Linked DNA regions of Homo sapiens: region 2 is linked to region 1. A link is an interaction called in ENCODE POLR2A ChIA-PET data of the cell type or tissue named here. Cell type or tissue: MCF 10A. All regions are shown on one strand.

Region 1 (5,000 bases):
TTCTTAATTAACCCTGGGCTTTCTTCTTATTGACAGACGTAGGTAGTATCAGACCCCCAGAGAGTAAGCCTACATTTCTCCAATCATCTTTTGGAGACCTTTTTTCCTTTTTACAAAAAGGAAAGATGAAAGGGCCAGCAGTGGCCAGGCACTTTTGGATCCTGTGACCTTGGCATCGTGTCTGTTGGAACTTGCCTGTTTGTTTTAGGGAGGGAGTCCCTTTTTGACTGTGATTAAAGCATGTGTGCATGTTGTTAAACACACAGCATACCTTTTACTTAATAACTTTTTAATAAAAATGGGCAAATATTGGAGGTTATTGTGCTACTTGGATTTTAGTGTTTTCGTTTTATACTGTTTATGACAAAATAAATGGTTGACATAATTATTCTTACACTTTAGAGAAGCTGAAGTGAGGAGGAAGAGTCTGGCTTTTTGCATATTGCTGGAGATATTACCATTATAGACATACTGTTGTTTCTTGTATGTATTTTATTATATAATGTGTAAGATACTGCTACACATTATCATATTTTATATAAATTTGTTGGGTACTAAACAGTGAACCCACTGACCATAGTAGCTACATCGTGGTCATTGTTACTATTCTTTCCTTCACCTCTGCCTTTCTCCCTTTCATCTTCTACCCATCATTTCCATTCTTTCTTTTCATTCCTCTCCTTACCTCCTTCTCTTTCCTTTTGTCACTTTTCTACCTTCAAATATTTTAGCGCCCAATAGTATTCAAGGCATTCTACTTAGTGTGGGTTGGGGAGTGGGTCTTATACTGAAAGAGATTGTGATCTCATAGTAGGTGTGATATAAGTAACCAAAGATAAAGATGTGATATATGTTACCAAGGGGCCAGGCACGGTGGCTCACGCCTGTAATTCCAGCACTTTGGGAGGCCGAGGTAGGTGGATCACGAGGTTGGGCGATTGAGACCAGCCTGGCTAGTATGGTGAAACTCCGTCTCTACTAAAAATACAAAAAATTAGCTGGGTGTGGTGGCATGCACCTGTATTCCCAGCTACCCAGGAGGCTGAGGCAGGAGAATTGCTTGAACCCGGGAGGTGGAGGTTGCAGTGAGCTGAGATGGCACCACTGCACTCCAGCCTGGGCAACAGAGTGAGACTCCGTCTCAAAAAAAAAAAAAAAAAAAAGATAACGAAGTAAAAATTGCCATAGGAATGGTAGAGAAGAAGAGCTAATGATTTCATAGGATAAAATAATTGTTTCCAGCTGGAGAGACAGGCATGGCTTCTTGGGGCAGGTGGCCTTGCCTGATATGCTCTCTAGTTAGAAGTAACCTTTCTTCCCTGGTATCCATAATCCTTCCTATGGCACTTGTCATAGAGAAGAAACAGTGGAATATTTTAGTTTATGCAAAGCACTTAAATAAAAAACTTCACCCTCAAGTGTAAAAAGATACTGTTTTTTCTTAATCTTTACATTTTCATTTTTAGGAAATTTAATGAGTGAGGGCAAACAGGAAAATTAAAATAATCTATGTCATAATTGATTGTATCATGAGCATTAATATCATTAAGTGTTTTTCTACAGTGACACTTTGGGGAATGCATTGCATTTGGATATACTATAGTTTATATTCTGGAGCCCTGTTGTTTCACTTGTAAATAGTCATGATTCTTTTTGAGGGGAAGCATAATGCAGAAAAGTATGAAGAATAAAATATAACCACTCTATTATACCTGTTAAGAATGTTTTTGTCAACAAGTAATAGAATACTCAACTAATAGTGACTTAAAGAAATAGTTGTTTTTCACCTAAATCTGGAGGTGATTGTGTGGCATTTGTGTTCAGCAGCCTAACGTTAGGCCTCTGGATTGGCATCTCTGCAGTTCTCTAGGCTTTTTTCTCAGGGTTGCAGGATGAGCACAGCAGCTTCAATCAAGACCCTGTTTGAAAAGTTAGGAAGCAAGCAGTAGTGTGGGACAGAGATTTTCCTTGATCACTTTCTTCTCAGACACACAAAGACGTTTTCCTGAAGCCCTCCAGCAGATTCTCCCACACGTTCATTCACCAGAACTAGTTCATACACCTACCTCTAGACCAGGGACTGGGTGTACTTCTCATATATCAGAAGGTGTATGACCAATTTTGGAACAAAATAGGGAGATTGTTAAAGAAGGAGAAAGGGAATACTTTGAGCTTCTGAGCAAATGACTACCATATCCGTGTTTAAAAATTTTTTTTTTAAGTTTAAATTCCTAGATGGGTATGCATAAAATGGTGTTTTTGTTTTCTTGTTTGTTTTTAAATTTCTGTCTAGGAAGTTATATTTAATTCTAGCAGAAAAATAGCAAATGTTAATTCTATAACTTATGTAGCAGGTGTTGTAAGAATGAAACTTTTGCGATAAAATGCTTTTTGGTTTTTTTCTTGCTGGCAAATTGCAATGTCTTTTATGGCTAATTGAAAGCAGAAATTAGGAAAAACTAGAAGAACCAAGCTTAATAAAATAGTTCAAAATTATTACAAAGCTTTTTTTTATTGGCTACCTCAAGAGTTTATTTGTAGTTTCAACAGATATATGTATGCATATTTTTATTTACTTTTTCACTGGCATGTAACTTACACAGCGTAGTGCACACCTTCAGTGTACAGCTAAGTGAATTTTTACATCTGTGTGCACCCATTCAGTTGCCATCCAAATCAAGAAAGGCCTTCATGTCCCTTCAAAGTCAACATTAACTTATATTTTGAGTGATTTCTTGTGATATACACCTACTAAATCAAACCAATGAAGAGGAAGATGTGGTAAAGTATAAAGTAGTATATGAATGTTCTTAATTTTATTTTACAGTGCTAACTTTGCTTGACTGTTTTCTTCTTTGAATCCATGAAAACGAGTTACAGGAAGAGTTGCTAAGACTTGTTGATTTAGTAACTGTTATGTTATCTTTGGTTTCCTTAATGTGTTTGTGGAATTTGTGGTATTTATTTATATGATTTTCATGGTAGTATAATAAATAATGGCTGTGAAATTTTAGGGAAGTGTTAAACTATCTTGAATATAAGCACTAAAAGCTCAACAATCAGGTTTTAATTTTCTCCTTATAGTTTGTGCTAAAAATTCATTTTTCATGGATGCCTTAGACTTTTATTGATTTATTTTTTAATGTTCTGTCTATAAAGAAGTACTTACTTTTGTCTCCAACTAAAGAAGGTACATAATGATACACTTACAATTCGATGGTTAGACTTATGCTGCACTTTGTAGTGTATGTTAATGTTTGTCTGCCAAACCTTCCTTTTATACCCTAAGAAGTCTAAATTTATTTCAGGTAGACATAAAGCCTGGTTTTGCTTTTGTTTATAACATGAACGTGTCATGATGTAGTATAAAAATGATAATTGTATGACATGAGTTGCTTGAGATTGGAGGATCTGGCTCTGGGGGGGCTCCGTCAGTCCTGAGCATGCAGAGGGATTGGGTAGCTCCACATATCAGTAAGACACACGCAGCCTGTGCCGCAGCCAACAGGTTGCGTGGCTCCAATAGAGCTTGTCCAACAAGTATCTTCTAATATTGATAAAAATGATCGATAACATGTTTTGATCATATAATTTTGTTTGATAATCTTGCTAGTGTGTATTGATAATGACATAGCTAGCATTTTAATTAGTTTTATTTACTTCATGTCACGTTTTCAGATTGGATCTGGTTCCTCGCGTCTTGGAACAGCAGCAACTATTAAAGGTAGGTGTGATCTAACTTAAAAGTTGCACCTGCCTTTCCCTTTCATTTTGGTTGTAATGAAGATAACAGTACTGTACATTCAAATGTAATGAAAAAAATCATTCTTGAAATTCTTTTATAGATAAAATTATTTATCTTATTAAAGGTTGGTTGACTTAAATTGTGTTCTCTTTCATCATCCAAATTTCACAAAAGTGTCTGACCACTTACATTACATTGCGTGAATTACATAAGTTTTGATCTATAAGAAACTTCCTTGCCCTTGAGGGAAAACAGTTTTGTGGGTTTTAGTGGGGTTCATGGAAAACTAAGTAATTTGATGTGAAACCTTCTAATGTGACCACAAATGAAAGAACAAAAAAGAGCAAGTTATTTTCTGCTATTTGATCTATTCAGATAAATTCGTATTGTTTTCACCCTATAGTTTTTTAGGTTAATAATTTTCCCTGGGAAGGAAATTCATGTTGGGTCAAGTTATGTAATTTGCATTCCTTTTTAAATTCCACTTGTTTTTAAAGAAATAGTTTTATTAGTTTACATTTTGAAGCTTTCCACATTGTTTGGTTTGTAGTTCTGTGAGAATAATTAAGTGCTCTGATAGTCCATGATACTTCCTGCTAGTTCAGTGCATCTTCCATTATTGTAACCTTTGATACACAAAAACTACTTTAGTTGATAGACATTAGTACTCCTTGATGTATTAATACTCCTTGGTTATGCCACCCTACAGCCTTACTGTTAATATAAGGTCCTCACATGTTTCTCTTAACTTTGTAGGAGATACAGACACTGCTAAGACTTCTGATGATATCAGTTTAAGTCTGGGCCAAAGTTCTAGTCTTTGTAAGGAAGGAAGTGAAGAACAAGGTAAGAACGTTATACTTTACCATGATGTCATATACTGTGGTGACCAGAGTTAATTTGTAGAATATGCTGCATACAATTTGGCAGAAGTTTATAACAATTTAATATGATATTTAAGGAAACATTAACATAAAATGTTATGGTGATAGTAGTAATACAGAGTTACACATGCTTTTAGCTTACTTGAACTCAGTTATACATGTTCTGCCAGATAAACATGGAGAGAGAAATTCTATGAGCATATGCCCCAGAGTGAATATGAGATGGGAGATAAGAATCTGCTATTCTTTTAGTTGGTCAGACCAACTAGCCCAGCTTAGGGATAACCTAGTATGTAAAACTGTTACTTTCCATTCAGTACGATCTCTAAATGCCAGCTGCTTCATCTCTTGCCAACTGCAAAAACAGCAAT
Region 2 (5,000 bases), 55 kb before region 1:
CAGGACATTGAGTTTACTTCCTTCATTTTGGGAGTTCAGTTAAACTGAATTCTCACATATTTGAGTGTCTACCATGTACTAGACACTTTCTGAGATTGCTTCTGACTTCCTTATCTCAATTAATGGCAGTCCCACTCTTCCCAAACCAGAAGGTGCTGAGCTGTTCTTAATCAGTTCAGACCTTTACCTGAAATGGATAATAAGATGGAGAGCCTTGAGAAATGAACTTCCAAAGTTCAGTACATGCGGTTAGCATGACTGCTGGTTTTAGAGTTCTCAGCCACTTATTGCTTATGAGCAATAGGGGCTGTATCTTCAAAACCTAACTAGACGACGACTCCTCCCTCCTCCTCCTCCTCCTCCTCCTCCTCCTCCCCCTCCTCCTCCTCCTCCTCCTCCTCCTCCTCCCCCTCCTCCTCCCCCTCCTCCTCCTCCCCCTCCTCCTCCTCCCCCTCCCCCTCCTCCCCCTCCTCCTCCTCCTCCTCCTCCTCCTCCTCCTCCTCCTCCTCCTCCTCCTCGTCCTCCTCCTCCTCCTCCTCCTCTCACCAGCACCATCATCATCACGGCCATCAGGCCATCATCATTCCCTTGGTTCGTCACCATTCTCTCTCCTGGATTATTGCAGTACTTTAATGAGGTTCAATGCTTTTGTTCTTTATTCTCCACACAGACGCCTCTGTGATTCTTTCAGATCATGTCATTCTTCTGCTCTCAGGGCCTGCCCTCTCCTGTGTCTCTCTTGTCTCAACCACACACACATTTGCCGCCTTACTCTTCTTGCCAAGAAGTATGTTCCTGCTTCAGCGCCTTTGTGCTTGCTTTTCCCTCTGTCTGGATGACTCCTCTTTTCCAGATACCTGTGTGGCTGCTCCACTTTTTGCAGGTTCTCATATACGTGAGGCTTTCTCTGATAGCCTATGTGAAATAGCAACTTCCCCAGCTCTCACAAGACTCCATAGCCCACCTTTTAAAATAGTATGGTATTTATTCCTAACTGATATCTATTTATTTGTTTTTATGTCTTTCTTATCTTATTAGAATATAAGCTCTGAGAGGGCAGGAACTTAGTTTCGTTCACTGCTGTATTTTTAGGACCTAGATTAGTGTAAAGCACATGTAGTACTCCGATGAATGATTGAGAAGTGCACAAGACACAGCTTCTGCTTTCAAGGAACTTAAAATCTAGCCTGGGGGTAATGAGTTGTTACTGTTAGAACTGCTAGGAAAGGGTAAGTAAAGAGGGACCCTGATCTTATAGTCAGGGGATGAACCCTAGACCAGGGGTGGTCAGGACAGAGAATTTGTAAACATTTTAGGAAACATACTAGTAAAAGGTAGATAGTTTGAAGTATACACCAAAAATAAAGCAAAATCCAACATTTTGTGTTAAAATCTCAGACAGCCATAGGTTATTATTTGCATGCTCTTACAATAATAACTGTAAGTGATAATGACTGTTTTAAAAGTACATGTATAGGTTCTTTAACCCCGTGACCTCATGAGGTTTTGCTGTTAGTAGGCAAGTTGTGAGCTGGGATTTACACAGAGCTTTCTGAAGGCAAAGTCACTGTACAGGCTGCCTTTTATTTATTCCCCCCCAAAAAGTGCCTAAATCTGTGGAGAGATCGTACATTAAGTTAGGAAACAGTCTTAGGACTTTATAGGATTCAAACACTTTTGGTGTTTATTTAGGAGCATTTGTGGATACTTTGAAAGGTGGACTCTATATACATCAACTAGTTAAAAATCTTTTAAGTAGTGAAAATGAAGAAAAAATTTTTGTTTCTTAATTCTGATTGTCCTGTCTGTTTCCTTTAAGGTACTCATTCTTTTTTATCTAGTTACAGTGATTTTTGTACATGTCACAGATGATGAGATTTTTGGGGGTGAGTGGCATTTTTGTATGGTGGAAAGCAGATTGGAATTAGTGTCTTGATTTTTGAATCTTGGCTTTGTTATTGATTGTGTGTCCTGTGGGCAAGACTCCACCTTTCTGAACCTTGATTTACTCATTTGTGAGATATTTCATGGGTGTTTTTCAAGAAAATATTTATGAAATAGAAGAAATTATTTACCTTCAGAATGGCCTTCAGTAAATGTCATTTGAAAAAATGGCTAATTGGAAGTGTTTCCTCTATAATGCTGTATGACTGTAGGAGACTAAATAGCTCTGGATTATTAAGTCAAATCATTTTCATAACATATTGCTCAATATATTGTTTTCCTCTGTAAAGCAATATATCCCTAGGTGATGAAATAGAACATTAAAATTTATGGCTGGGCGCGGTGGCTCACGCACTTTGGGAGGCCGAGGCAGGCAGATCATCACGAGGTCAGGAGATCCAGACCATCCTGGCTAACACGGTGAAACCCCGTCTCTACTAAAAAAACAAAAAATTAGCCGGGCATGGTGGCGGGCGCCTGTAGTCCCAGCTACTCGGGAGGCTGAGGCAGGAGACTGTTGTGAACCTGGGAGGCAGAGCTTGCAGTGAGCCAAGATTGTGCCACTGCACTCCAGCCTGGGCGACAGAGCGAGACTCTGTCTCAAAAAAAAAAAGAAAAAAGAAAAAAAAGAACGTTAAAATTTATTACGTAAGTGGTTCCCAGACTCCTCCAGTTGACATCAGAATCACTTGACAATGTTAATGATGTGCAAGCCCTTTCTTATTCGGTAGATCTGGAGTGTGGCCTATTGATTTGTATTTTATAAACATTCTAGGTAAGTTTAAATAACTTGATCAATATTCCTAACTACCAGCCCCTGACTGACATCCAGCTGCTACTCAACGTACCTCTTGGCTGTCTCACAGGCATCCCAAAAGTATCATGCCCAAAAGCTTCTGAATTCCCCCCTAAACAACACTGCCACAAAATGTTTTTCCTCACTCTGTCATGTTAGTTAATGGCACTGTCTGTATCTAGTTGCTTATCCCCCACCCCTTGCTTTTGAGCAAATCTTACCACTTTCTGCTCAGAGGAAAAGACATAAATCTGTGTCATTCTTTTAAATATTCTTTAAAGATTTTCTTTGGCACTTAGAAAAAAATCCAGAATCTTTATTAAGCCACCAGAGCTTATTCTGCCTTTGTTTACAGTTTGTGCAGTTTTCCCACTGTGCTGTAGTCACACTGGCCTTTCTGTTACTTTAGCCCACTGAGCCTTTTCCTCCTGTGAGACCTTTGCACGTGTTGTGCCTTCTGAAAGGATACTCTTCCTTCTTGCTCTTTGCAAGGCTGGCTGCTACTTAATCTTTAGGGCTGGACTTCAGTATTATCCCCTCACAGAGGCTGAGCCTGATAACCATAAATAGGTTCCCTCTCTTTTTTTTCATCATTCCATTCCATAACTTTCTTCCATAGCACTTAACACAAACATATATTTTTTGTTTGTTTACTTGTTTGTCCTCTCGATCATCCTCCACTTCCATACCTTGTAAGTTCCATGAGGGCAGGGGCCAGGTCTGATTTACTCATCAGTGTTTATCAAGTGTCTGCATGACTGCCTGGCTCATATTAGGATCTGAAGAAGTATTTGTTGAATGAATTTTTTATTATACATGTGAAGCTTTTTTAGACTTGTTAACTGATGTAGAATAGTTGGAGGTGGAGGGAGGATTGTGGTAGGCTGTATCATATGGTGGAGCTGCTTACTTAGGGGTTAGGTTCGGTGTCAGTCTCTACAAGACAAAAATCAAATATAAAATTACTGAAAAATCAAATACAAAATGACCCTTGAAAAACACTTAAGTCATTGAAAGTGCAGTACGTATGGCTTTTTGTGCATACAGCTGTGTGGTTATACATACATACATGATATATACAGTAATATATACCACATAAATCTGTGGAGAGATTATATTCAGACTCTAAATCATTAACAAAATTTATAAAGGTTTCAACATTTTCTTCCTAGTTGTCTTCATTGTTTTCTGTAACTGATCTTTGTCATCTTTAGAATGATATATCTTTTATTAGTGAGGATTACGCTAAAGCTCTCAGGTCATTTTCTTTCCCCCAATTTAAAAGTATTTAAAGATCATTTTAAACAAGATTTAGTTAGGGTGACTAAAACAGGGATTTTCATATTTTAAAATTTATATTTCTCTAAAAGTTTAGATCAAGCTAGAAAAGTTACTGTGCTATAAATTAGCAATTTATATTGCTATTGCATATTGTACATATGATTTTTAAGTATTATTTTCTGCATCCTTTAGGGGAAGGTTAATGACTAGTGGATGGCCTGTTTAGATCTATTAGCCTGTGCCCTTTACCAGTATTTTCAATATTTAGGATCAAAGTGAGTCTAATTATTTCCATAACTGGTCATGGCACAGATATAACTCTTATGTATTATATTACCTATAATAAATTAAGGGTACACTGTCCAAAGATGGTTTACACAGAAAACCATCTACCACATGTTCTCACTTATAAGTGGGAGTTAAACATTTGGATACCCACAGATACAAAGAAGGGAACAATAAATACTGGGGATTCCAAAAGCGGGTAGGGGGCGAGGGTTGAAAAGCTATACATTGGCTACTGTGTTCACTACTTGGGTGACAGGATCATTAGAAGCCAAACCTCAGCATCACTTAATATGCCTATGTGACAAACCTGCACATGTACCTTGCTGAATCTAAAGGAAAAGAAAATTAGACCTCCAAGAAAGCAGCCATATTTGTCAATTTGTAGAAAAGTGTATTAATTTACAAAAAAAGCAGTTGATTTATAAAATGTTCTGTCTTTTGTGACGTAAAGGTGGAGTGTTTTCTCCCACTTGAAAATTACTCCAAATCATAAAATCATTTGGTGATTGGAAAACTAGGAAAGTTTCTATTTTTTTTCTAGCCTTTGAATACACAGATTCAGTCAGGTAATTTGCTTTCTCTAGCTGACTTTACTGAGAGTTAAATCTTTCAACATTTTATTAAAGAATTTTCAAACATATAGGAAAGTTGAGAAAATTGTACCCACCACCTGGATTCTGTGTTTTTAAAT

What was found. Peaks named below come from ENCODE experiments on the same cell type or tissue, not always from the same donor. Only the 100,000 strongest peaks of a DNase experiment are listed, where the experiment ranks them.
Region 2: POLR2A ChIA-PET joins it to region 1 with 5 read pairs; 18 of 35 experiments call an interaction of 5 or more read pairs at or near these places.

Annotation. Positions count from the first base shown.
Region 1 is chr14:70,964,520-70,969,519 of GRCh38, forward strand. It overlaps PCNX1 (pecanex 1), which reads left to right. Exons shown (of 36, transcript NM_014982.3): 4 at 3,679-3,724; 5 at 4,502-4,591. Among named protein-coding and RNA genes, the nearest start is that of PCNX1, 60 kb to the left of the region's middle. In MCF 10A, no CTCF peak of the experiment used is centred here; no DNase peak of the experiment used is centred here.
Region 2 is chr14:70,909,689-70,914,688 of GRCh38, forward strand. The region is part of intron 1 of PCNX1 (pecanex 1); the gene reads left to right. Among named protein-coding and RNA genes, the nearest start is that of PCNX1, 4.7 kb to the left of the region's middle. In MCF 10A, no CTCF peak of the experiment used is centred here; a DNase peak (open chromatin) is centred at 2,263.